Linked DNA regions of Homo sapiens: region 2 is linked to region 1. A link is a loop called in an ENCODE intact Hi-C map of the cell type or tissue named here. Cell type or tissue: HCT116. All regions are shown on one strand. Each heading gives the region's core, and the rest is flanking DNA. Links, peaks and the distances in the headings are about the cores only. Region 1 overlaps LOC729254 (hCG2045843). Region 2 has its middle 7.2 kb from the start of PCGEM1.

Region 1 (10,138 bases), core at 1,507-9,506:
TCTGATAACATGGATGAATCTTGAGGACATTATCCTAAGTGAAATAAACTAGTCATAGAAAGAGAAACATTATATTATTTGACTTACATAAAGTATCTAGAATAGTCACATTCAGACTAGAAACAGAGAGAAGAACAGTGGTTGCCAAACCTTCAGGGAGGGAGAAATGAGGAATTATTGTTCAATGGGTGTAGAGTTTTAGTTACGCAAAATGAATCAGTTCTAGAGACCTGCCCTCCAGTGTTGTGCCTATTGTTAACAATAACGTGTTGTACACTTAAAAATGTATTAAGGCGGTAGATCTCATTTTAAATTTTTTTACTACAATTTTTTTTTGAAAACTGAAAATACTAAATCCCTACTTCACAAGATGCTATAAAGTTAAATCAGTTAGTGCATGTAAAACACCGGCACAGAACCTGGCACCGGGAAAGAGCTTATATAAATGTTGGTTATTACTATTATCCACTCATTAAATGAAAAAGTGGAGGTTTAAAAGGGTAATTTGTTCAAGGTCATGCAGGGAAAGATGGGCAAAGCTGAGATTTGAATGCAGGTGGTCTAGCTCAAAGTCCATGTGCTTTTGCGGTAAACCTTAACACCTCCCTGATAAGCACATCCCCAAGGACTCAATGTGATTGGACTCAGCCCTACCTGATGTGGCAGAAGCAGCACAGCAATCAGACACCCATGGGTTCCTTTTGGCCAACAGCTTGTGGCAGACCATGAGTCTAAGAATTAGTAGCTACTACAAAGGCTGATGGGCTGATGGTGCCACAAATTTGAAGACAGTGGGAAGGAAGACCCTCAATTCTCCACGAAAAGACTTGAGGTGGGAAAGGTTCTTGGCTAAAACTAGATTTCTCTCATGTGAAATTAAGGTATGATTATGAAATTAAAAAAAAAACTCATGAATTTACAGCTTTTGTGAGGGCATAATATTTCACTTAAAGCAAAGAGAAATTACCTTTTGTGGTAGATGGGTACCCATGTTCCTAAATAATCATTTTATCCTCAAGTTGTGCCCAATACTATATCATACCATGTCTCATTTCATCTCTATTGAAACACCATGAAGTAGAAATTATTAGCTTTGTTTTATGAATGAGAAAATAGAGAGGTTAAATAACAAGATCACAAAATGGCAGAGCTAGAATTTGGACCCACGTCTGCCCGTCCTAAAACCCAGTGTTTTAACTGTGAAACCAATACTGCCTTGTTGCTTGTGGTTGTGGTGATCTGTTTATGTACAAAAATCACAGTAAGGAATATTTAGATAAGGCTCTCTCCTTATACAATAGTATGACCTTAGCATGGCTTGTTACATATAGAAGAAACCTAATAAATGTTTTTATTTTTTTTCTTCTAACCATACACTTGCAACGTACCTTGGAATTTTAAGTGATTTGTACTTCTTTTCTATTAAGCAAAGCTAAGAAAGGCATTATTACTCCCACTTTAACTGGTGGGAATTCTGAGACTTATAAAAGTGACTTGCTCCAGCCTTAAAGTTTTGAAGTAGCGTCTTATCTCTAGTCCCCTGGGCTTTTTCCTACACTTCATTCTCTACTTTTGGAAACATTTTCCAGAATAGGTGATTAGAGGGTATAGAAATACAATAAATTTTCTATAAATATAAATAATTTGTATCAAGAGGCGAATACTTTAGATTCCATATAGGTGAACCAAGAACATTTCCTGAAACCCTGTCTCCACTAAAAATACAAAAATTAGCCCAGCATGGTGGCACGTGCCTGTAGTCCCAACTACTCAGGAGGCTGAGGCAGGAAAATCGCTTGAAGCCAGGAGGCAGAGGTTGCAGTGAGCCGAGATTGCGCCATTGCACTCCAGCCTGGGTGATAGAGCAAGACTCCGTCTCAAAAAAAAAAAAAAAAAAAAAAAAAAAACACATTTCCATGGAGAAAATCTGTGAACATATGAGGCTCCCAAGACTGATAGATGCCCTTGGGTTCTGTCCTGTCTATCCCTAAATAGACTGCAAATACTATGGGGTTTGCAGGCTTCAGGCTGCTAGATGGCCAAAAGTGCCTCTAAGCTGTTGGTGGGAGAATTAAAAGGTTAAAAGGGAAGCAATGGTAGAGAAAGTGTAGTAACTGGGAGACTGCATTATGGTGTTTGTTTGTTTGTTTTTGTTTGTTTGTTTGTTTTGAGACAGAGTTTCACTCTTGTTGCCCAGGCTGGAGTGCAATGGCGCGATCTCGGCTCACTGCAACCTCCGCCTCCTGGGTTCAAACGATTTTCCTGCCTCAGCCTCCCAAGTAGCTGGGACTACAGACATGCAGCACGACATCCGGATAACTTTGTATTTTTAGTAGAGACAGGGCTTCACCATGTTGGTCAGGCTGGTCTCGTACTCTTGACCTCAGGTGATCCACCAGCCTCGGCCTCCCAAAGTGCTGGGATTATAGGCGTGAGCCACCGTGCCCAGTTTATGTTTATTTTCTATGAGGGGATTAAAGCAAAAGGGAAAAAAAAACAAACACAGCCAAATGTCTGCTACACAGCCATATACACAATGGCAAGCTCCTTAGCATAGAGCCATTTATCATTTATATGTACCTCAACTTTAGCTTTGAATTGAATACTCAAAATTAAAAAATAATAATAATAAACAAAAAAAGGCCTCATTTTCCCTGTCTTTCTACAGGATCAGGAGAGGGGAAAGGTAAGTTTGCAAGAAAAAAAGCTTTGATTTCCTGCACATATTTATGCAGGAAGAAAAATGTCTTCACTGCCATCTCCAGACAAGAGCACCCTGTGCCGGTCAAGAACTTGTGTTTCATCATAGGCACTCAAGACATGCTTATTGGATGAGGAACCTGGGGCTCTTAAACTGATGGAGATGGCATCAGTCCTGCTCTGGAGGGACTTGCAATTGAAAACTTCTGACATTAACCCAGACAAAAATGGACAAGCTATCTAGATAATGCACTCAGAACTTTGAGCAATCAAATAAATATCCAGTTTGATTTTTTTTACATCACTTATAGTCACAAACTGCTTAATTTCCAACCATTCTATGGGTAACCTTAGTTCACAGACTACTAAAATAAAGTCACAGTACATTATGAAAAATGCCCTTCAGCAACATAAATAAGAAGCCATTTTTGACTGGAGATGAGTAGAATGTTTTAAAGATGCATTAGGAGGCATCTGTGAGTGAATCTCACATAAGAATTTCCTCTCGATTATTTTGAAAGGTAAGTAAAATCGGCAGCTACACTAGTCTCCAATTGGACATAGATTTAATTATTCTGGCTAGCTCAGAAGAGATCTAATGGTTCTAATGGATTCTTAAAGTTTCCTAAGTGGTTCTCCACACTTGGCTGTGTCCAGTCACAATGGACTTAATGACACACGTGTGGAAATGGAGCCACGATGGGGGTGGAAAACCCCACAGACACTGTCTGACAACTTTGCTTCCTGGCATTCCAAGATCTGCCACACCAGCTGATGTTACACCCTGATGTGCCCTTGTGTCCCTTTATGTTAACTTCCTATAATTTCTCATTCTTCTTCTGTAGTATTTCCACGATACCTTTTGATGGAACCTACCACACAATCACTTAGGCTTATTTTCTGTTGTTGAAACTCTTCTTGTGAAAGTCTTCTGGGACTGCTGGAGAGCCTACTTACATCACGGTGAAAAGGACTAAAACATAACGAAAAGAGAAATGAGTTTGTAAATGCAGTCTGGAGAGGTCAGACTAAATATTTTGTTAAAGATGGTCTCAGGAGTAATATTTGTTCATGAGGCAGACATGAACGTTTCCACTAAGAATCAATAGTGAGCCCATTTGCACTGCGCTTAGTGTTCAAAGTGTTTCTGTGCACCTCGCGCACTTTCTCTCTATAAATAAATATCAGTGGTGGTGGCTGTCTGTGTTTCAAAATGCTGCTGCCGGTCATGTTGTTATCCCTGCCTGAGAGTGGAGCTGAAAAGACCAATGCATCGCTATCCATCTTTTGTAGCCTGCATTCAAGCAAAGGTTTTCCTGGTATGGCAGTTCTAATTGCACTTTGCTTCTCGTCTTTTAACTCCACAGTCTGTCTGATGCTCTGAAGCCTCTGTTTGGAACAAGACACCCTATTTCTGCAGGCTAACCACCCACCTCCCAGAAAATTCTGATGATTTTGTTTCCCAATATTCCAAAGCCCTGCAGACCAAATGATGGGACACTTCTGGGTTCCTGTATATTATATCTTCTGCCTGATCCCCTTACAGATGTCAGCCTCTCTCAGCACAAATCCTGGGACTGCTTCCTTTATTTCCCTTCCATACTTGTTCTGGCCAATGAAACAATGTTATAGCAAACAATTCTTCAAAAGAGAGAGAGTATGGCATAGTCGGAGGGGCATGGACAGACCTTGGTTTAATTCCCAACTTGGCTACATACTTGGCAAATTAATCAACTTCTTTAAGCTTCAGTTATCTTATATATCAAAACAGTATAATAATGCCCAGCTTGAATGAGTGTCATAAAGATTAAAGTAATACCTGGAAAGGACCTGGCTCATAATGGGCAGGCTATAGGGGAACCATCGTTACTTAATCCTGATAAAACTCGCCAAGTTCTAGAAGAAGATACCACATTAGTTAGGAAGCTGGTGAAATAAGCTATTTGTAGACTGCAGATGATTTGACAGGGGGCTTGAACCCATGCTTACTTTGTCCATCTAACATTTGAAGAATAGCCTGACCTTTCTAACTGACTTTTGGGATTTCCCAATGTCTCTCAGTACATCTTTGGACAGTATGCCGGCCAGTAGCAGAATTCAGCAGCAGATTTACAACAGTCTATTCCTGATGGAAATCTTTGACTGGAGCAAACTAGAATATGACCCTTTTCTCCTTCAAGTTTATCATCAATCAATGGTGCTCTGCCAGCTCTCTATAAAGGGGATCCTAACCTCCTTTCGCCCTTACACTTCAAGAAAAGATAGGCAGCAACGAGGAGTTCCTGTGAGGTAAGTCTGCAAGGACTTCCTAGCGCGTGGAACAAGGATAAGCACCCAATAAGCACTCAAGAAGCACTGGACACAAGGAAGAATGAATGAATGACTTTATGTCCTAGTGAAAGAATTTCCTGTGGACCTGAAAATATTGGTGTGCCCACAAGTCCTTACATTCTCACATGTTTGAACATAACTCTGTAAAATAATACTGAAACTCCTCTAGCTCCATTTTATTCCAGTGATAGTAGGTCACCATCAATATCTAGATAAATGATTGCACCTAAGTAAATGTCAAGACAGTCAAATTTCAAACTGAATTGGGGCCTTAGTGGTTTGCCCTTATCTATCTTTCCTGTGCACCTATAATATCGGCCATGTAGCAGAGCTCACATCCACTCTCCCACATTTCACTGTGTTTCCCATGTGCCTTTAAGGAATCATTCTTGATCTCAGCCATAAAATTGGAAAGCTGCATAACTGACAAGATGATCCCTGAAGGCAGCTGAAACATGGGGTAGATTGAAACCGACAGTTAATTTGTAGCAGTAAAAAATAATGATATCATCATAAAACAAGTTTAAGACCAGACTGGGCTCAAACACTGTGCACCCACAGGATATATAGATGGGTATTGTCAAGCTTAAATAACAAAGCAAAACAAAACTGAACCTCCCAGCTTCACCAAGCCCGCTTCATTGGCTTTTTTGTGGTACGCTATCACCATCTGCTGGCTGCAGCCCATAAAATGTCCAGCATTCTCTAAGTCCTGGAATATTCCATTCTGCAGAGCCTGATGTTAATTACTATGCACCAGGAAACATATTAATCTCACAATATCATTGAAATGGTACAAATAAGTCAGATCTTCTTAGAATACCAAACAAATAAAAGATCCCAAGAGACTAGAGATTGCCAAAGGCACCCACCCTGTTCTGCCACGCCTGAAAGCTGCACCTGCTGGGTGCGCACAGCCTAGCATATTCTCTTTTTATTCCTGAGCTCTTTCTTTACAGGCATTCACTTTCCGACTTCCTCCTCTCCAGCTGCCTTCTCTACCAGGCATCCTACACGACACTGCAGTGATAGGCAAAGCAGCAGCTCTCAGCTAAAAACAGCCTCCTCCTAGATATCTTAAAGAAAGAAAACCACTGACGCATCTTCTTCAAGGAAAGCAAAGCCCCAGCGGGACTGAGCAAAGAAGAAAGGATATTGTTGCCTCTCCAAACTCTGAAAGCAATATTTTGCATGATTTTTCTCAAGGCTTGCCTTGCATTGTTTCTGGATTCCCTAACTCAGCAACAAGTGATGCTTTGGAGGGAGAAAAGATAGAGTATAAGCAAACAAAATATAGCCACCTATACACCCCTACCCATCTTATATTATGTGTTTAATCTTACCACTTTAGACCCTCTCTTCCTAGCATTGCAGGCCTCTGACTTCTCAACCATCCTGGGGATAAAAGAGGCTTTAGAAAACGTTTCTTCTTCACCACAGCTTGTTTTTGTTTCTTCCGATGATCTGCAATGAAAATTCTTTATTGAATGAGTATGTAATAGTTGTGTAATAAAACAATTTATAAAAATCCTTCAATTTTTATCTATTAAGAAAATTTTCCTGCTGCCAATATTTTCATGACAAGAATTAGATGATAATTGCTCTCAGATAAAATATTTAGTTCTTATTTAGCAATAATGTAAATTTATCATAAGATGTTTTCCCCGGAAAGACCACGCCTAGTGTAGCAGAAACAAGTGACATGCTCTAACTTGGGCACACATCTATAATTGAACAGGCTATCCCTGTTAGAAGAGCGTAACAACTATATACACAAAATGCACTGAACAGTTATTTCATCCTGAACAGTATCATCCTTGCATCCGTTTAAACAATTAGTTCACTCTCCTAAACACTCTGAGATGTGAACTTTAGTTCAAAGGCATTCTACGTTTTCCTCCTGATGCTGTAATTTTACAGGTTAGGAGATTTCTACATTACAAAGTAAACCCTATAAAGCAGTAGAGCCTTGAATAAAATTTCCATCTAAATTATTTCTGTAATAACCAGTGAATATATTTTTACATGTTCAATATCATCAAAATAACTAACAGCAAATTACTCAAAAGTAAAATAACAATGAATTTTTTTCCTATCAAATAGCAAAGGATTTTTAACAAATAATACCAATGCGGTCAAGCAACTATGCACTACTGTCAAAAGTGTAATTCAAAGTAACCCTTCTAGAGGGTAATTTGGCATTGTTTACTAAAAGTCTTTTTTTTAATGTATATATCTTGTGGTTGGTACATTCTAGCATTAGACTTTTGTCCTAAAAGAATAATCATGGCTAATGAATGCAACATACAACATCACAGCTTTTTTATTTAATTTATATACAACAAGTTTTTAGCATTCGGATGTGGTAGGCTGAAAAATGGCCTCCCCAAAGATGTCCACGTCCTTATCCCTGGAACCTGTGAATATATTACCTTACTTGGTTGAAAGTACTTTGCAGATGTGATTAAGCTAAGGATCTAGAGATGGAAGGATTAGGCTGAACTACCTGGGTGGGCCCAGTGAAATCACAAGGGTCCTTATAAGCGGAAGGCAAATGAGTCCAAGTCATAGAAGGTGATGGGACAATGGAAGCAGAGTTTGATGTGATGCTCTTTGAAGGTGGAAGAAGGGCCCATGTGCCAAGGAATGCAGGCAGGCTCTAGAAGTTGGAAAAGGAAACAGGCTTTTCCCCCTAGAGACTCTAAAAGGAACATGGCCATACTGACACACTGATTTTAGGACTTCTGACCTCTAGAACTATAAGATAATAAATTTTGTATTGTTCCAAGCGACTGAGGACTCCAAAAGCCTTATTCTTAAGGGTCTGAGTTATAAAAGACGGTCTTTTTTATTTTTTTATGTTTTTAATTCTTTTTTTTTTTTGTACTTTAAGTTCTGGTGTACATGTGCAGAACATGCAGGTTTGTTACATAGGTATACACGTGCCATGGTGGTTTGCTGCACCCATCAACTCGTCACCTATATTAGGTATTTCTCCTACTGCTATCCCTCCCCTAACCCGGCACCCCTGACAGGCCCTGGTGTGTGATGTTCCCGTACCTGTGTCCATGTGTTCTCATTGTTCAGCTCCCACTTATGAGTGAGAACATATGGTGTTTGGTTTTCGGTTCTTGTGTTAGTTTGTTGAGAATGATGGTTTCCAGCTTCATCCATGTCTCTGCAAAGGACATGAACTCATCCTTTTTATGGCTGCATAGTATTCCATGGTGTATATGTGCCACATTTTCTTTATCCAGTCTTTCAATGATGGGCATTTGGGTTGGTTCCAAGTCTTTGCTATTGTGAATAGTGCCACAATAAACATACATGTGCCTGTGTCTTTATAGTAGAATGATTTATAATCCTCGGGTATATACCCAGTAATGGGATTGCTGGGTCAAATGATATTTCTAGTTCTAGATCCTTGAGGAATCACCATACACACTGTCTTCCACAATGGTTGAACTAATTTACACTCCCAGCAACAGTGTAAAAGCATTCCTATTTCTCCATATCCTCTCCAGCATCTGTTGTTTCCTGACTTTTTAATGATCGCCATTCTAACTGGCGTGAGATGGTATCTCATTGTGGTTTTGATTTGCATTTCTCTAATGACCGGTGATGATGGGCTTTTTTTCATATGTTTGTTGGCTGTACAAATGTCTTCTTTTCAAAAGTCTCTGTTCATATCCTTTGCCCACTTTTTGATGGGGTTCTTTTTTTCTTGTAAATTTGTTTAAGTTCTTTGTAGATTCTGGATATTAGCCCTTTGTCAGATGGATAGATTGCAAAAATTTTCTCCCATTCTGTAGGTTGCCTGTTCACTCTGATGATAGTTTCTTTTGCTGTGTGCAGAAGCTCTTTAGTTTAGTCAGATCCCATTTGTCTATTTTGGCTTTTGTTGCCATTGCTTTTGGTCTTTTATTCATGAAGTTTTTGCCGATGACTGTGTCCTGAATGGTATTGCCTAGGTTTCCTTTTTTAATCTAGTGTCTTTATGTTGAAAATAATCTAAAGAATGTCAATGTAAAGATATTCTGGATGATCTGGTAGACCACCTCAGCTCTGCTATGATTTTGATGCCAAGTTTGTGTTTGCACTTATAGTCACAATAGTGCCAAGGAAAGGCAAACCTCCTAGAGAACAAGGAGGCCACAGCAGTTGTGGGAGAGCTGAATTATCACTTAGAAAATAGCTGTCAATGTCATATTTACACTGTGAGGAGCTATTTTTGAATCTAACAAGATTAAGTTTAGTAGTTAAGAATTTTTGTTTAAACTTTTGATGGTACTGTACTTTGAGGTGCACTGTTAAACTGACTGATCCATAAAAACAATGAATCATTGGCTTAAAATAAGTTTATTGTAGAAGAAAAATATTATTATATTCAAGATGACTGAAATGATAGTCCATCAGGCTCAAAATCAAATGAAGCACACCAAGAAAATATAAAACACTTATCATCCTACTATTAAATATCAGCTATCACTTTAAGTGACTGTTGACATTTCACTTATATTAATTTTATGTCAAAATTTAAACATAAATTTGTATTGGTTTTGTAGTTGTTAGCATCATAAAAAAATTTATTCTAATTTTATATTTCTACATAGCGGGGGAAAAACATAATGAAAATAACATAAATCAAGCCTGGAGGGAGCATGAAAATTTATCTTTCTTTTGAAAAGGATCCATACATTTGCTCAAGTATGAAAAATGTAGAGTTAATTAATTATGTTGCTCCTCCTAATGGAATACTATTCAATCATTAGGAATGATGTCATAAAAAACATTTAATGAAATGGTGAAATGATCAGAATATGTTGATAAAATTTAAAAGTAGTTACAAACTGTCACAGTAAGGTTCTAATGTAACAGTTTTATTTATTTCTAATGAATTAATAAATAAATAAATAATAAATTAGAAATAAATAAAATTTATTTCTAATAAAAAGAAATAAATTTCTATACATAGAAAAATGAACAGAAAGATACAGATGGTCCCCAATTTATAATAGTTTGACTTATGATTTTTTGACATTATATTGGTACAAAATCAATATGCATTCAGTAGAAACCATACTTTGAAACTGGAATTTTGATCTTT
Region 2 (10,138 bases), core at 839-8,838, 930 kb before region 1:
AAGAAGAGATGCTAAAAGAAAAGCCAATTAACTCCGCTAATACTTTGGTAAAGGCACTGTGTGATGCTTATAAAAAGAAGACTAAATGGTGTGTGTTCTCTAGCTTGAAACTCATGCAATTCACAGACTAAGAGATGGGTGGTGCTTGCTAAAATTTTAGTTGGGCAGTCTCTCTGAATGTTAACTCATGTAAGGCAAGGTCCCACTGGGGTTAGCTCTCTCTTTTCACACCCTATCAGCTTCATTACTTTATTTTTCATCCTTCTTCCAAGCCCTAGGAATTCTTTCTATCATGGGTGAAGCTTTGCTTTTATGCATAATGTAGTTTCCCTTTGCCCTCAAATTTCTTCTGTGTCATTTCTTTACTGGATAATAAGCACAGAATGTTCTCAGTTGAATCATTGCAGGACAGCCAACTGATACAACAAAATACTAGACATCATTGTTTGGATTATTCCTTCACATTATGATCTAAAATTTACTCAGGTGTTTTATTTACACTTGTAACCTGCTAAATAACTGTTGTTAGCAGAACGACTGGTAAGGCACTTTCGTTGAATAACATGGGTCTTTAATGAGATTTTTCCAGATAATTAATGTTATTGTGGGTATAAACTGCGGATATTATAAAAAACGTAATTTTATCCCCAGAATGATTATAATTAATTTTCATTTCATTCCACTTAATACTGAGATGCTATCTAAATCTAAGGTTAAAAAATACTTTGTAAGTAATAACACTATCTTTAACAGTAGACATTTATAAATAAATGTCTATGTATTGTTTGATTATTGTCTTATATAATAGGGCTTGCAACATATGATTCCATTCTTTATCCAGAAGTAATTTATATAACTAGCTTTAAATCTCCATAAAATAGTAAAACAGTATAAGGTTTAATGAAGAATGCAGATTTCAACCATAAATAGCCTTCTATTTTAATATTTGCAGTAATGTTTAGATACTAGTAGTTATGTTCTGGTTCACAGTAATTACATTGTTTTATTCTGTTCTTGAAGTACTTCACACAGGTGATTGTTTCTGCAATTGTTTTATATAAATTATCTTACAACTCATTTTGAAATGTAGATTAATGTTATGAATTACAGTAGTATTCCATAATCATCTATGTGTGGTTTGAGCAAGAATTGCCCATACAAGCCCTAATCCATGAAAAAATGCAGAGGTCGGTAGTTCTCTTCAAACCTGTTACTGAGAGTCCTTTTGCTTATTCAGTCACTAGAATATAAGATTCATAAAAGCAGGAGCTCTGTTTTGTGTGTGTGTGGGTTTTTTTTTTTTAACCATTGTTTCTCCGAATCCTAGAAAAGTGCCTTTCACATAGTCACAAAGTCCTAGGATTTAGGATTTGTAAGCACCACATAGTCGGTGCTCTGTATTCCTTAAATTGATGGATTTAGATTTGCTCTCAAGTTACTGACAATCCTGTTGCTGCAAACTTATGCCTGCCTCTGCTTATGAGTAACCTTAAACCTCAAGACTCAGAATATACCAGTGTAAGGATATAAAATTGAAATAAAAGTCTAAATAGAATCAATGAATATTCAAAAGTGTGAAAGTCATTGATATAAGGGACCAATCTCCTGTTTACTCATATAAACTTACTTTGAATAGTAGATTAAAAGTCATTAAGTACAAAAATATTGATCTAATATTCAGACATGTACAATGATGGAAAGTACAAAATAAGTCATATTTTATAATTAGTTTTATTCTCTTTTAGAAATATGATTCTATGTGGATTTTTTTAACCAAGTTACAAATAAATTAACACAAATTTTTAAACATGTAGTTTAAGTAGCACTATCTCTTTGGTGACGCTTTTATTAATTCTGAAGGAAAAACTAATCAACTGTGAATTGATATGTTCTTTTACATCTTTGAAAAATGCATGATTAATACTAGTTTTAACTCTGATTTTTAAAAAATGACTCCAGAGATAGTAGACATTGATGTAGCCACAATAGCTCTAAGGGGTGTTGACATTTCACTTGGTAAAATGTTAACATGAATTCACCTCTTCAAAAATAAAGTTATTAGTATTGAGCTATGCAATTCTAACTAGAGACTATTTAAAAAATTAAAGTTGTACTATAGTTTAAAGAAAACTTTTGAATTAGCAGTTAAATCCACATTAGTCAAGTGTCCCCAGTGATTAATTAGAAGAAGATCTAGAAGTGTTAATTATGCCACTAGGGAATCTTTAAAGTTGGTTCTGCACTTGCTTTGAAGTTTTGTCAAAAAAAGGACTTGGGAAATATTTGTATGTGTGATACCTAGATATACAAGTGCCACCAGTTTTCTAAATTATATTATAATAAATGTAGCACTTTTATGAGTCTATTCAAACATAATCACATTGCTCATAGAAATCTAATTTTTAAAAAGTTTAATTATTTTTCTTGTAAATTGGGCTTGAATAACTATTAATTTTTCATTTACTCTTTAAAATTCTGAGAAATATCTAAATCAGCTTTAACAAAATAATGACTGAAGAGCTGCTTTGTGAACAATGTTTTTCTATCTAATTTAGCCTTTTTAGGTGGTTTGATTTCCAAAAAACATAAAACCTTAAGTTCTGAAATTCTGGATGTTAAAAATTATAGGTGCAGTTGCAAAAGCAATATTAAAAAACATCAACAACAATATGAATGTACAAAAGATTTTATCTGTTTTCTTGGCAACAAATGAGGACCAAATTCAGAATTTCACCTGTTTAAGCTTACTGTAACTACAATCCTTCAGTGTTGTCTTGCAAAGTCCTAGGATCTGTAAGCTCCATGATTCTTTCCTCAGTAGAGTTAAAGAAAATATTAGATGAATTTTTTATGTTTCCGGCTAATTCAGAGAAAACCAGTTATACAAAATATTACACCATTTTTTACAGCATATATTCACTCACTTTCTAAACCAAGTCCTTCAGTTTTCCTAACTACACAACAGAGTTTTTGAAGCTAATGGTAAATGTATACGCAATCTAGTTGGTCTCCATTCAGGAAATTTGTATTTGTTTCCTATTACTGTTAAAATAAATTACCACAATTCAATGATTTGAAACCAGTCATAGTCATTGTTACAGGTTTAGAAGTCAGAAGTCTTAGGGATGTGTTCCTTCTGGAGACTTTAGCAGATACCTATTAATTTGTCCTTTCCTTTTTCCATTTCTATAGGCCACCTACTTTTCTTGGCTCATGGGCCCATCCTCAATCTTCAAAGTTAGCAGGGTAGCATATTTTCTCTTTCCTGACCTATTACCTCCCTTTTAAAATGATCTTTGTGATTAGCTAATTTTATCATTTATTGGGAAAATCACAGCTCATAGATTATTTGGATTGTATGTATCTAAATGAACATTTTGCTCTGATAAATATGTTTTGGTTATTGTATGAAGTTTTTTTTCTTTATATGATTGTGTTAAGATATTTAGCCAAACTTTCAAAGAGCAGATAGTACTGATACACTATAAATTGTTCCCAAACATTTCTAAAATAAAACAATCCTAATATCTTTTATACAACAAGGAAAATATTGTGTCTTAAATCCGATAAAGAAAATATAAATAAGTTTAGACCAATATTATGAAAAAATATTCCTGTAAAAATATTAAATATAATATCATAAAAGAGAGCATAAGATAACAAATACAAAATGACTAAGGACTAAGTGAAATTAAATCCAGTAATTCAAGGTTGGTTTGATATTAGAAAATGCACTAATATTATATAATATATCAATAGTTCTGAGGAGAAAAACATATGCTTATTCCCATACATGCTACAAATAATTTCAATAAATTTTAACAACCATTTCTTAATTTTTAAGTCTTCTAAAAACATAATTGAGAAATACTTTAGTGCTAAAGTCAGTATCTTAAATGCATAACAAACATTAGAGACATTTTTTAGTCAATCCAGGAAAGTCTGACTACTATTTCTGCCACAATTTAACATTTCACTAGAGGTTTTAGCAAATGCAATTAGACAGAAAAATAAAATAAACAACTTTTACACAATCCTGGTGAAAATGCAGTGGCAAAACATTTCCAGAGGACCAAACAAACCTCAAGTGAACTTACCTTTTAACCCAGAAATCTCATTAAATAGAAGTCTACTGTGAAGGCGCACTTCCAACAATAAACAATTTCATAAGCAGAAGGTTATTCCTCACAGTCTTGTTCACAATTACAAAATATTGGTAACAATGTCATTGCCCATATTTGGGAAAGTAATTAAAATGTGATGCATTCACACAATGTAGTGCTGGGTAATATAAAACTAGAAGAAGGAAATGTATATAAACTTACATAGAGTGATTTCCAGGATATACTCTTAAATTTTTTAAAAAAGAGGAGAAATAGAGACTCCATAGCATGTTATATTCTTCCATAACAAGAAAAAGAATATAATTTTGGGGGGGTTATTTTTATGAAAAAAATATATCTATAAGAAACAAGAAAATAATGAAATTGATTACCTATAGAAGATGTTAGAAATGAATTGAGAAGACAGTAGAATTTGTAGGACATAGCTAAAGCAATGTTTGTATAATTTTAACTTATGAAAGTTTTAAAATATTATAGAATTAAATGCTCATATTAGATAACAAGAAATATCTCAGATCTTAAGTTCTAAATTCCAATATTATATCTTAAGAAAATAGAAATAGAAGAACTAATGAGCCCTGGAGAATTTTCAGTAATGTATTAATGTAGGTAACATTAATTAATTTAAAAAGTAATGAAATATTTTTAACAGTTTTCTTCATAAAACAGTTGTATTATTTTAAAATATCATCTTTTAAATTCATCTAAAACTTATTTGCTTAATTAAAATGCAAGAGTTACCTTGAATATTTTCTTTCAAATTAGTTACGTTGCATTTTTATCATTTTATAAATTTTCTGTTTTTCTCTACTATTTTAATACTTAAGTGCAAAAAAAAGTAATTTTCTTAACAGTATTATCATTAATATTCATATATATTTATGTTTAAAGATCATCTTTCAATTCAATTTATATAAATATGTATGTTTGAAACATCATTAAAAGGTTTAAAATTATTTTTCTTGTGCAATATTTATCTTAAATTTTGTTATTTCTGATTTTCAAATATATTTATAGACATAAAATATTTTATCTTTTATTTTAACATGAAAAGAAATTAGCACATATCTGAGACTCTTGAGACTTTACCAAATCATTTTATTTATTTTCTTTTCTCATAAAACCAACTTGTCTCCTATAAATGAAGCAAAATGGAGCTTATTCTTTGATGGCAAATATATGTTTGTTTCTCTATATTCTAAATTCAGGTTTGATTTGTGTGCATGTGTATGTGTGTATAACAGAATTATTCATTTTGTTATACAAACTCAATATAAAGTCTTTAGTCGTATTTCAGTATCCATATAACCATTAATTTCTAAAATGTTTCAGAAAAACCTTATAATAGCCTCTCCCTGCATGATACTTTAGACATTTCAAGAATCACTTTTGTATATGTGACCAACTGAAATATTAATGTTTGGGAACAAAAGCCTCTTCTTCTAGGGGAAAAAAAAAAAAAAAAAGGCTAAACTCTATTTAGAGCTTCCATTAGGTGTCCAGAGGAGGGAGCCAATAGGCACATATGGGAGGTCATCTTTTTCTCCCAAGCTGGAAAAAGTTTTAGGGTGTTTGTACCACAGGTTGTAGAAACTTAAGCAAAACTCAGTGGCAGTGCCCCAGGGAGATAGCAGGGACTCATACAATGAGTGTAGAATGACTTATGGAGCTATAAACCAAAGAGAAGTCTCTTTCAAGATTCTAACAACTTTGAGGGTGATTTAGAGACAGGAGGGCAATTCAGCCTGAAGGGGCGATGGGGATTTCACTGATAACCAGCATGGACATCAATATGAATGAATGGTAGGGGCCATCTAGGGCCTTTCATGCAAGTTAAGCCATCAGAACTTTGCAGACCTCAAGCAGAAGCCCTAATAATAAATAAGATAAAATTTCCTGAAATATGGTGGGATAGCAAGATGGATTTAAGTTTATTTAAATTTTTATACACGCCTTAATTTATGGAATGAGATTCATTTTCAAGTACCAAAACCATATATGGAGGAAGTACTTTTTAATTTTGTTTTCTCTTTAAAAATTATTTAGATTTAGTTTACCCATTGGAAACTAAAACATGGTATGGAGTTAAATTACACTCTGTTAATGGTAGATAGTTAATTAAATTTCAAATTAATATGTATAATAAAAACTCACTTTCATCATTGTTTTGAATGTAATAGTAAGCATTACCCCTCGTATTGATATTTTTATTTTCTTTAAGACAAAATTTTTTTCAATATTTTGCCTGATTATTTTTAATGGAGAACAAACTTGTATTTTATGTTTTTTTTCCATCTGTCATTGACGTTTTGTTGAAACTCCCATGATTACAAATCAATCTGATTACTCTCAATGACTAATTCTTGTTCATTACTTGCCCTTTCCACACTCCTTATTTATGTGGGGCACGCTGTCAGAAAATGCCAGAAGTCTACCCTTTTATAATTTTAATTCACCTTAAAACTAGTATGTATATGTACAATTTTTAAGGGTATAAATTTGTTATTGAGAAACTGGAACTGCCCATTTGTAGTTCCACTTCTACATATTCTGCTCCCTTCTTATTTAAGAGCTCATTACCTTAACAGCTTCCTGAAAAAATGTAAGAGTAACGTTTTTCACCCAGCTTCTGAGAATAAAACTTTTTTATAGCAGTGTTCATGCTTCAGCCCTTTGACAGTGCGTACAATGCCATTTGTTTCTTTAAAGGGATGTTATTATACAATTGCTTCCTAATGAACTCTTTAAAATCAGCTTATAAAAACATCTGCACAGTATTTTCATTGAGATATTTTTGCAAAATAGGCACATTGCTATGTTTAGGTAAACTAAATATGAGATTTGCAAAATTGTCTCATACAGGTGAACAATAATATTTCCTTGGAAAATTTGCAGTTGTTGGAAGTGTTAGAAGTGCTCAGACTCCCCTTTTCTGATATTTTATTTATTTTGCTGGTCAGTAACTATTCAGAGGATGACAATGTTCAGTTACAGTACCAGCATACTCTCTTTTGCTATGGTGTACTTTGTGAATAATTGATCTAAAACCTATATAATTTTGGAAATGGCATTTGATCCCGTGTAATTCAGTATCCTTAAATGAAATAGAAAACTGGGATAATAATAGTATATGTTCATTGTTTTATATGTAGATTACATTTTTTCCAATCATTAAATAAATGATTTTAGATGCTATGCACTCATGAGTTACATAATTTTACTGCATTTAGTCTGTAAAACTCTACCTTCAGAACATGACATGTTGAGCTTTCTCACTGTACTATGCCTTCAGCTTAAATATTAGCTCCCCAGAGAAATCTTTTTACCCTATCTAAAGTAGCCACCCTTAACCAGCTTTGTGTTTGTTTTGTGTGTGTGAACATATGTTATCATTTCTCTGGAATATATACATAGGAGTGGAATTGCTGGGTCATATGGCAACTCTAAGTTTCACAATTTTACAGAGTGCCAAACTGTTAATGTGAAGTAGTATTTCACTGTGGCTTTATTTGCATTTCCCTGTGAATAATTATTTTGAGCATATTTTCCTGTGATTGTAGGTCATTTGTGTAAGCACTTCAGAGAAATATCTATTCAAATTCTTTGTCCACTTTTTAATTGGATTATTTCTTTATTTACCATTGAGCTCTAAGAGTGTTTTTGTGATCTGGACAGCTTTATCTAACATATGATTTGCAAATATTTATTCCTATTCTGTTGGTTGTCCTTTTATTTGCTTGATGATATCACTTAAAGCACAAAAGTTTTCAATTTTGATGTAGTTCAATTCATTTTTTTCTTTTGTCACTCGTGCTTTTGGTGTCATATCTAAGAAACTATTGCCTAACCTAAGGTCACAAAGAGTTGCTCTTGTATTTTCTTCTAAGTATTCCATAGCTTTAGCTCTTAAATTTAGGCTCATAATCCATTTTGAGCAAATGTATATAGATGGTGTAAGGGAAGGTTCCAATTTCATGCTTTGGCACGTGGCTATCCAGTTATCTGAGCATCATTTGATAAAAAAAGTTTTTTCCCCATTGAATTGTGGCAGCAACCTTGTTTAAAAAAATTCACCGTAACTGGCCAGGCGCGGTGGCTCAAGGCCTGTAATCCCAGCACTTTTGGAGGCTGAGGTGGGCAGATCACCTGAGGTCAGGAGTTCGAGACCAGCCTGGCCAACATGGTGAAAACCCATCTCTACTAAAAATACAAAAAAATTTAGCTGAGCATGGTGGCGGGTGCCTGTAATCCCAGCTACTCAGGAGGCTGAGGCAGAAGAATCACTTGAACCCAGGAGGTGGAGGTTGCAGTGAGCCGAGATCGCACCATTGCACTCCAACCTGGGCAACAAGAGTGAAACTCCATCTAAAAAGAAAAAAAAAATTCACCATAACTAGATGAGTATATTTCTGAAACTTCAAATGTATTCTATTGATCTATAAGCCTATCCTAATGCCACCACCACACCATCACTGTAGCTGTAAGTAGTAAGTTTTAAAATTGGAGAGGTTTAAGTACTCCAAACTTTTTTTTCAAGACTTCTTTAGAAATTCCAAGACTCTTTCATATCAATATAAAATTTAGTATCTGCTTGTCATTTTCATAGCTTGTCTTATCTATTTTATTTATGTTTAAAATATAATACTTGTATGCTTACTCCACTAAGGAAATATAATTTAATTTTTTGTTTGCAAATATTAACTATATTTAAAATGAAAATATGAGAGTAATTTATAATAATGCAAAATGGTAAAATATTGAAGGATTTACTTTTTAAAAAACAATATTAGATTTGAGAAACATTCTAGATGAAGGGTCACTAATAGTTGAAAGAATTGGGGGAATCAAAAATTATTGAAAAATGGAACTTATTATACGTTCAGGGAGAAAAGTCCTGATTTTTATATGCAGCTTTGGGAAGTGTGTGGTATGGATAAGCTGTTTCCAGATAAGTTACAATGCTGAAAAAATATGAAGCATGGAACAAAATGGCAGAATAGGAAGTTTAAGGTCTTACTCGACTACGGAAAGAAACAACAATAAAAATATCACAGGTTGTCTGAGCCAACCTTGTCAGAGCTCTGGAAAACAATCAAAGGTTCATAGCAACCACGAGAATACCTCAAGAAAAAAAAATCTTTAAAATGGTAGAAAAGTGTTGTGGTATTTTACTTGCCCTCATTCTAGTTACATGTTGGTCTTGATCTCGAATGACGGTAGCCCAGGATCCCCAGTTCTCTCCCTCGAACTGGAGGGAACAGAGCTAACTTTGCAAATTATTGTGTGTATCTGCTATAACTCTCCTGAGAGTCACCTAAAGGACTGACTTGCTCATCTTTGGCTCACATAACTCAAAATGCAGGTGGAAAATCGGGAAGAAACTGCTTGTTAAAGATATAAGGGGATTAAAAACTTAAAATCCTTGGGCAAGAGATTCCATGCGGAGACATAAATAGACCATCCAAAGCATGGAAAAAAAGCTTGGGTGAGACTCTGGAAAAGGTGGAAACAAACCAAATGTCCATCAACAGATGAATCAGTACACAAAATATGCCATATACATACAATATAATATTACCAGCCCTAGAAAGAAAGGACATTCTAACACATACTACAACATGGATGAACCTGGAGAAAATTATACTAATCGAAGTTAGCAAAACAAAAAAAAGGACAAATATTGTATGATTCCACTTATGAGATATATGAAATAGACTAATAGAGACATAAGTGTAATGGTGGTGGATAAGGGCTGAGGTGAAGGGGAAATAGTTATCATTTAATGGGTATGGAGTTTCTGTTTGGGATGATAAACAAATTCTAGGAATGGATAGTCATAATGGTTGTACAACATTGTGAATACACTTAATAATGAGGTACGCCATAAGAAATTATTCAGCAACCATATATTTACAGAAATATAGTAAAAAAGCATGGCATGCTTGTTAGCCACATCTTCGGTAAGGATTTCTGTTTTATATTTTGAGAATATCTCAAGTTATAAACATATATTC

Evidence for each region. Peaks named below come from ENCODE experiments on the same cell type or tissue, not always from the same donor. Only the 100,000 strongest peaks of a DNase experiment are listed, where the experiment ranks them.
Region 2: a loop joins it to region 1, with 6 times the contacts of the local background. A loop is called at or near these places in 2 of 110 quality-filtered maps.

The regions. Positions count from the first base shown.
Region 1 is chr2:191,807,878-191,818,015 of GRCh38, reverse strand. LOC729254 (hCG2045843) reads right to left here. Exons shown (of 5, transcript NR_157850.1): 3 at 6,375-6,495; 4 at 3,577-3,673. Among named protein-coding and RNA genes, the nearest start is that of CAVIN2-AS1, 34 kb to the left of the region's middle. In HCT116, for the core only: a CTCF peak has its summit at 5,696 (motif pointing left); a DNase peak (open chromatin) is centred at 5,715.
Region 2 is chr2:192,737,572-192,747,709 of GRCh38, reverse strand. No RefSeq gene overlaps it. Among named protein-coding and RNA genes, the nearest start is that of PCGEM1, 7.2 kb to the left of the region's middle. In HCT116, for the core only: CTCF peaks have their summits at 5,422 and 5,634 (motif pointing right); a DNase peak (open chromatin) is centred at 5,629.